Regions from separate parts of the Homo sapiens genome. Here region 1 is linked to region 2. A link is a loop called in an ENCODE intact Hi-C map of the cell type or tissue named here. Cell type or tissue: Caco-2. All regions are shown on one strand. Links, peaks and the distances in the headings refer to the core of each region. The heading gives the core; the rest is flanking DNA. Region 1 has its middle 20 kb from the start of LINC03141. Region 2 has its middle 44 kb from the start of LINC03141.

The links. Hi-C counts contacts between places; a loop is a spot of excess contacts. Peaks named below come from ENCODE experiments on the same cell type or tissue, not always from the same donor. Only the 100,000 strongest peaks of a DNase experiment are listed, where the experiment ranks them.
Region 1: a loop joins it to region 2, with 7 times the contacts of the local background. A loop is called at or near these places in 7 of 110 quality-filtered maps.

What each region holds. Positions count from the first base shown.
Region 1 is chr12:4,030,282-4,033,186 of GRCh38, forward strand. No RefSeq gene overlaps it. Among named protein-coding and RNA genes, the nearest start is that of LINC03141, 20 kb to the left of the region's middle. RefSeq lists a silencer at 881-1,120. In Caco-2, for the core only: no CTCF peak of the experiment used is centred there; DNase peaks (open chromatin) are centred at 1,210, 1,674, 1,955 and 2,632; H3K4me3 peaks cover 929 bases.
Region 2 is chr12:3,966,474-3,969,378 of GRCh38, forward strand. No RefSeq gene overlaps it. Among named protein-coding and RNA genes, the nearest start is that of LINC03141, 44 kb to the right of the region's middle. In Caco-2, for the core only: no CTCF peak of the experiment used is centred there; DNase peaks (open chromatin) are centred at 1,378 and 2,112.

The DNA of each region.
Region 1 (2,905 bases), core at 184-2,683, 64 kb after region 2:
TTACCTGGGGATAATTTAACTGTTCTGATGGGGTACAAAATAGAAGTGGCCTCTGTCCTTTCTAGTGGAAGAGATAGTAAGCAAATAAAATTAGAAAATTACAGCTTTTAACATAGGCATGATGGAAAACCGCAGGGTGTCACGTGGGAGTAGCAGTGGGACCTCATTCAGATTGGGGCACAGGGAAGGCTTCACTAGTAAAATGCCATTTATGCGGAGACCTGAAGGATGAGTTAGGAATTGGCCAAGAGATAGTGAAGGAAACAGCACGCGCAAAGGCCTGAGGCAGGAAAAAGCTGGGGGAGAGGGGCAGTAATTTCAAGCAGCCCAGAAAGACCACTGGGATAAAGCTGGATGGAGAGGGACAGAGATGCTCAGAGGTACTAAGGTGGGGGAATGACATGATGCCATTTACATGTTGAGAAAAGCACTTGGGCCGCTGCGTGGAAAATCGTTTGGGGCTGAAGTATAAGAACTGGATCTCGGTTCTTACAAGAACCTGAATCTTAGCGCCAAGGACTCTAATGATCCTGCTCAAACCTCTCATTTGAAACACGAGAAAAAAACCCCAAAACACCAGAACTACAATTGTGAGAAGCCTTGGCCAGGATCGCACGTTAATCTGGTTGTAATGTAGCTGTGAACTAGGGTCTCTGACTGCTCTTCCGCGATTTATGAGCCCGTGCCCCCCTCCCCCCGCTGCCTTCTGCAATGGTGGAGTGGCCAGGAGATGACTGCCGGGCGTCGGAGTTTTGAGGCAGGCGAGGGTGGCTCGCAGGCCAGGCTCCTGCGGTCCGGGGAAGATGCGCAGCAATGCGCCTCCAAGCCGGGCCCAGGCCGAGCGCCTCTCGCCGCCGCGCACATTCCGGAGGGGGACCGCGGGGCTCAAAGGGCCTGCGGCGTAGGTGGCTCAGCCCTTTCCTTGGCTTTCCCTCCAGGGCCATACTTGCCGAAACCCACTGCCTGAGCCTCCCGCCCGCCCGCCGCGCCCCCGCCCGGGGCCGGGAAACGAGCAGGGACAACTCCCCGCCCGCGCCTCCCCGCGCCCGGCGGCCCGGCTAGCAACCCAGAGGCGCGGCGCTGCGATTGGCTGCGCGGGGGAGAAGGGGCGCTGCGCTGCTCCAATCGCCGGCCGCGCCCGGAGGCCGCGCCGCCAGGAGGCCGCGGACGCGTGCTCGCATGCCTGTGGTATTTGCTCAGAGGGGCATGACCACTTCGGGCAAGCCTTTAAATGTGAGTCAGCTTTCGGCCGATCCCTGGGAAAAATTCCTTCGGTGTTGTCAGGCAGGGTTCGCTAGCTGCAGCTTTTTTTTTTTTTTTTTAAACAATTCAAAAGGGATAATCCCGCTGAATGGGGAAAGGCATTCGGACCCCGTCTCCCCGGAGGAGAGGCCGTGGGCAGTGCCGGGGGCCAGGCCTCCCCGACTCTGGGCGGCCCCGAGGGGCTGGTTTTCTGGAGGGTCAGGGCACCTGCCCTTTCTTCCCTGCGCCCTCTCCCCAACTTCAGCAGGGCACAAAGGGCCGGGGGGCACGTAGACCGCGGGGCGAGCAGTGCCCCCTGGAGTTGTGCCCGGTCCCGGCCTCCCTTTCTCCCCTCTCTCCGCGCTTCTGCTCCTGGACCCGGCCTGGGGAAGCCGAGCGGTTCTAGGTCATCTCTCCACCTCCCTAAGCTTCAGTTTCCTCATGGGCGAAGGGGAAGGCGGACAGTAGAGGAAGTGAGCTGGCCTGGGAGTGTGGAAACTTGGCGTGTTCTCCCAGCTTAGTCTTACTAACGTGCTTGGGCAAGCCCCTTCTGCACTCCCGGCCTCAGTTTCCCCATCTGTAAGATGAGAGAGCCGGTCTGGAAGAGTCCATGAGTGTAGTGACATCAGGCGATCGCGGTACCCCTTCCTGGGGCCTGTGGGCGCGGGGTGGATAAAGCCCTGTGACTTGCCCGCCTGCTCCTGCACAACTCCATAGCTGCTCCCCCAGGCCACCCAGCTTCCCCTCCCAACGTCATCTTAGAGACGCCCAGTAGGCAGGATTGGGAGCACCAAGGGGAAAGAAGACCAAAAAAGGCCGAGGGCTGAGGGAAGTGAGTTGGGACTGGAGGGGTTTATGTGCAATTTGATTTTAAACGAACATCTTGTGCAGAAGAAGAGGCAATTTGGCACCTGTTACTGGTGGGTTAATAGCTTAGGCACTCTTGGTAATGGGGATACAATACTGTGAAGACCAGATTAGCCGACTGTGGCAGCAAATTATGAGTTGACCGGAGGCTGGGTGCGGTGACTCGTTCCTGTAATCCCAGCACTTTGGGAGGCCGAGGTGGGTGGATCACCTGAGGTCAGGAGTTCGAGACCAGCTTGGCCAACATGGTGAAACCCCGTCTCTATTAAAAATACAAAACATTAGCCGGGCGTGGTGGCAACTGCCTGTAATCCCAGCTACTCGGAAGGCTGAGGCAGGAGAATCGTTTGAACCTGGGAGGCGGAGGTTGCAGTGAGCCGAGGTTGCACCATTGCACTCCAACATGGGCAACAAGAGTGAGACTCCGTCTAAAAAAAAAAAAAAAAAAAAAAAAAAGAGTTGACCAGAGAGATGCCATAGAATCTCTGCGCTTGGGAATCTTTGAAAGATAAGGCAGGCACCACCCTCCCTCCTTTGAAGGGCTTTGAAATCCAGGCAGAGTGAAACTCTTAGAGCGCTCTGAATCAAGAGACCATTGGAGCACTGGCTACTTCTGTGTGTGAGAAGTGTGGTTTGGTAAAAAAGAGCATTGCACTGTGCTGCTAACACAGGGGTGTGACCTTGGGCAAGTCACTTGCCTATTCTCAGTCTCCTTTTCATCTGCAGCAGGATGAGGGATTAAGCTAATTGACCTCTTAAAGTCCCTTACAACTCTGACACTCCACGATGAAATGGA
Region 2 (2,905 bases), core at 310-2,809:
ATGATATAGTACAGTACTAGCATCTTTAAAGGTGTCAGAGATAACTGAGGCATTTGGGTTTTTAAAAAGTGAGGATAAGCACTGAGACCTCAGGCATCTCGGGTATTCTTCAGAATCATCTCTTTTAAGGAAATCTTCCCTGGCTTCCCACTGGTTTCTCTCTGAAAGTTTAGCAACTTACTCTACAGAAATATTTCCAGCGACAGCATCATCCATCAATCCCTGTCTGTGCAGAGTAGGAATGCACACATGTTCTTTTCCTGTCTTCACTGACTCCCGGGCAGAGCAAACTCAAAATATTCATGTTCACCTAACTCCCAGCTGCTCTATTGGTAGCAGTACCCCTTTCCATTTTTTATGACACTTTACATTATCCTCATTGATCCTCACAACAAGCTCTGTGAGGTGGGGGCTATTATCATCCCATCTTACCTATAAGAAAATTGCAGTTCAGAAAGGTGAAGTAACTTGTCCAAGGTCATCCTGTTCATAAATGGCAGACCTGGGACCTGAGCCCAAAGGGTCTGACTACAGAGATTGTGTTCTTATCACAATCTCGTACCATCTTTCCAGATGTGTGTGCACGTACCTGTGTATGGGTGTGTACACCCAAGTGCAAGGCTTGCGGTGGGAGAACAGGGAGTATAATTTCTTTCTAGGCCGGGCGCGGTGGCTCACGCCTGTAATCCCAGCACTTTGGGAGGCTGAGGTGGGCAGATCATGAGGTCAGGAGATTGAGACCATCCTGGCTAACACGGTGAAACCCCATCTCTACTAAAAATACAAAAAAAAAAAAAAATTAGTGGCGGGCTCCTGTAATCCCAGCTGCTCGGGAGGCTGGGGCAGGAGAATGGTATGAACCCGGGAGACAGAGCTTGCAGTGAGCCGAGATCGTGCCACTGCACTCCAGCCTGGGCAACAGAGGAGACTCTGTCTCAAAAGAAAAAAAAAATTATTTCTGACCACTCAAACACTTTGAGGGAAAAGTCAACATCTAAGAGGTATTGTATTGCTCTTGCTTATCAACATAATAACCATTTTTATTAATGCTCGTGTTTATAAAATACTCATTATTTTTGAATTTTTTTTTTATTCCAGAAATGAAGACTGGAGAAGCAATGGGACACACAGGCAATGGGGCTAGGCATTGGTTGTCCCCATTCATTCATGCAGCAAATGGCCATTGCGTCCCCTTCCTGTGCTAAACCTGTGCAGGTGCTGCCGGACTTCCTGGACATAAGACCCTGTCCGGGCACTCACCACCATCATGCTTGAGGCCCTGCCCTGGTGTCAGTCTTTCCACGATGCTGACTGGCAGTGTGTCGGGACAGTCCCCAGGCAGGCCTCCCGGATACCTGTCTAGATTATCTCTGTGGTGGATGTAGCCTTTGCCCCAGCATTCACCAGTGACAAGAGAAGAATGTACTTTCATTCTTCCCAGGCTCTACCTGGGTGTGGTGGATGCTGCTGTCACTAGAAGGCTACTGTAAATAAAGCCTGCTTAATCTCCTTAGCCGGATGGCTGTGTCAGCCGGGTTGGAGCCGCCAGAAAAGCAGCCCATGCTTTAGATTCCCCAAATTGTTAGAGGCCGTGGGTGAGCCACAGCAGATCCCCCTGCACGGAAAAGCCTGCATTGGCTTGCCTGCTGATCAGGGTGTGCTCTGTGGGGCTTCTTCACCAACACAGAGAGTCTGAGCAAATTCCCAGGACACCAGGTGAGTGGGCAGCTTCCAGTGTTATGGCATCCACATTCTTCAATCCACTTATTCCTGGATGGGACTGTCCCTTAGAAGAAAATGGGTCCAAATATTTGCAATTGGGCCCCAGGAAAATGCAAGACTTAATGTTACCACCAACCTAGATCTCCTACGAGTTTACTGTTTAATGTTGATTAATTGCCCATTTTATCAAGCATCCCGTAGTTTCCATATATAGCGACTATCCTATGCATATCAGTTAGCCATACCACAATGGTGCTATGAGAACAGCCACCCCAACATTCAACAGCATACAACTATAAGCATTTCCTCCTAGCTCAGGTATCAACCAGTGGGTCATCCAGGGGTTGGCTGACCCAGGGTAGGCTCAGCTGGGCTTGGCTGCAAGCTATGGATTGGTTTCTGGTCTGCTCTATGTCTCATCCTGCTGGGGCTACAGGCTTCCCAGGGAAAATTCATCCCAGAGCAAAGGATGGGTGCACAAGAGGGCAAGACCCGCCAGCTGAGCATATTGAAAATTTTGCTCTTGTCCTTTCTTCTCACAGATTGTTGTCCAAAGAAAGTCCTATGCCAGACCCAAAGCCCAGGGCAGGGCAGTACACGCTGCCCACCAGCAGGCCATGGCAAAGGTGTTTATGCACATCACTGTGGGAGACTGAAGAACGGGTACCAGGGATCAATCGGCCACCATGTAAAGTCTGAGAGAAAGATGCCCCAGCTATTCTTAAGACTTTCAAAATAGGCTTCCAGTTCATTAAAAAGGTGTCATGATATTCTTTTCAAAATTCTTCCAAATTCCTTTCATTTCAAATGCAAATAAATTTGGCTGTGCAATATTTTCAGAAAAGAGAAGGGAGGAGATGGCACACATTGCAAAATCAAAAAGGCAGGGTCACCCAGCTTCGAAGGGAAAGCAGGACATGTGAATGGAGAGCTGTGTTTTAGTCATGCTACAAAGGCAAGTCTTTGAGACTAAGCTCAAGCTCATTTCTAAATCTCCTGGTCTCATCTTGAGTAAGTAAAACCATAGTTAGGGCAGGTTGCTAGCTCCCTTCCTCCCACCCACCTTTCCCCCATGGCCCGACTTCATCTATAAGATTATTCAGGGACTTTTCAAGTCACTTGATATCAAGAAGTGAAGCAGCTTGCATTCTTTCCTTGCGTGGTACTGTTATTAAAAGTTTAG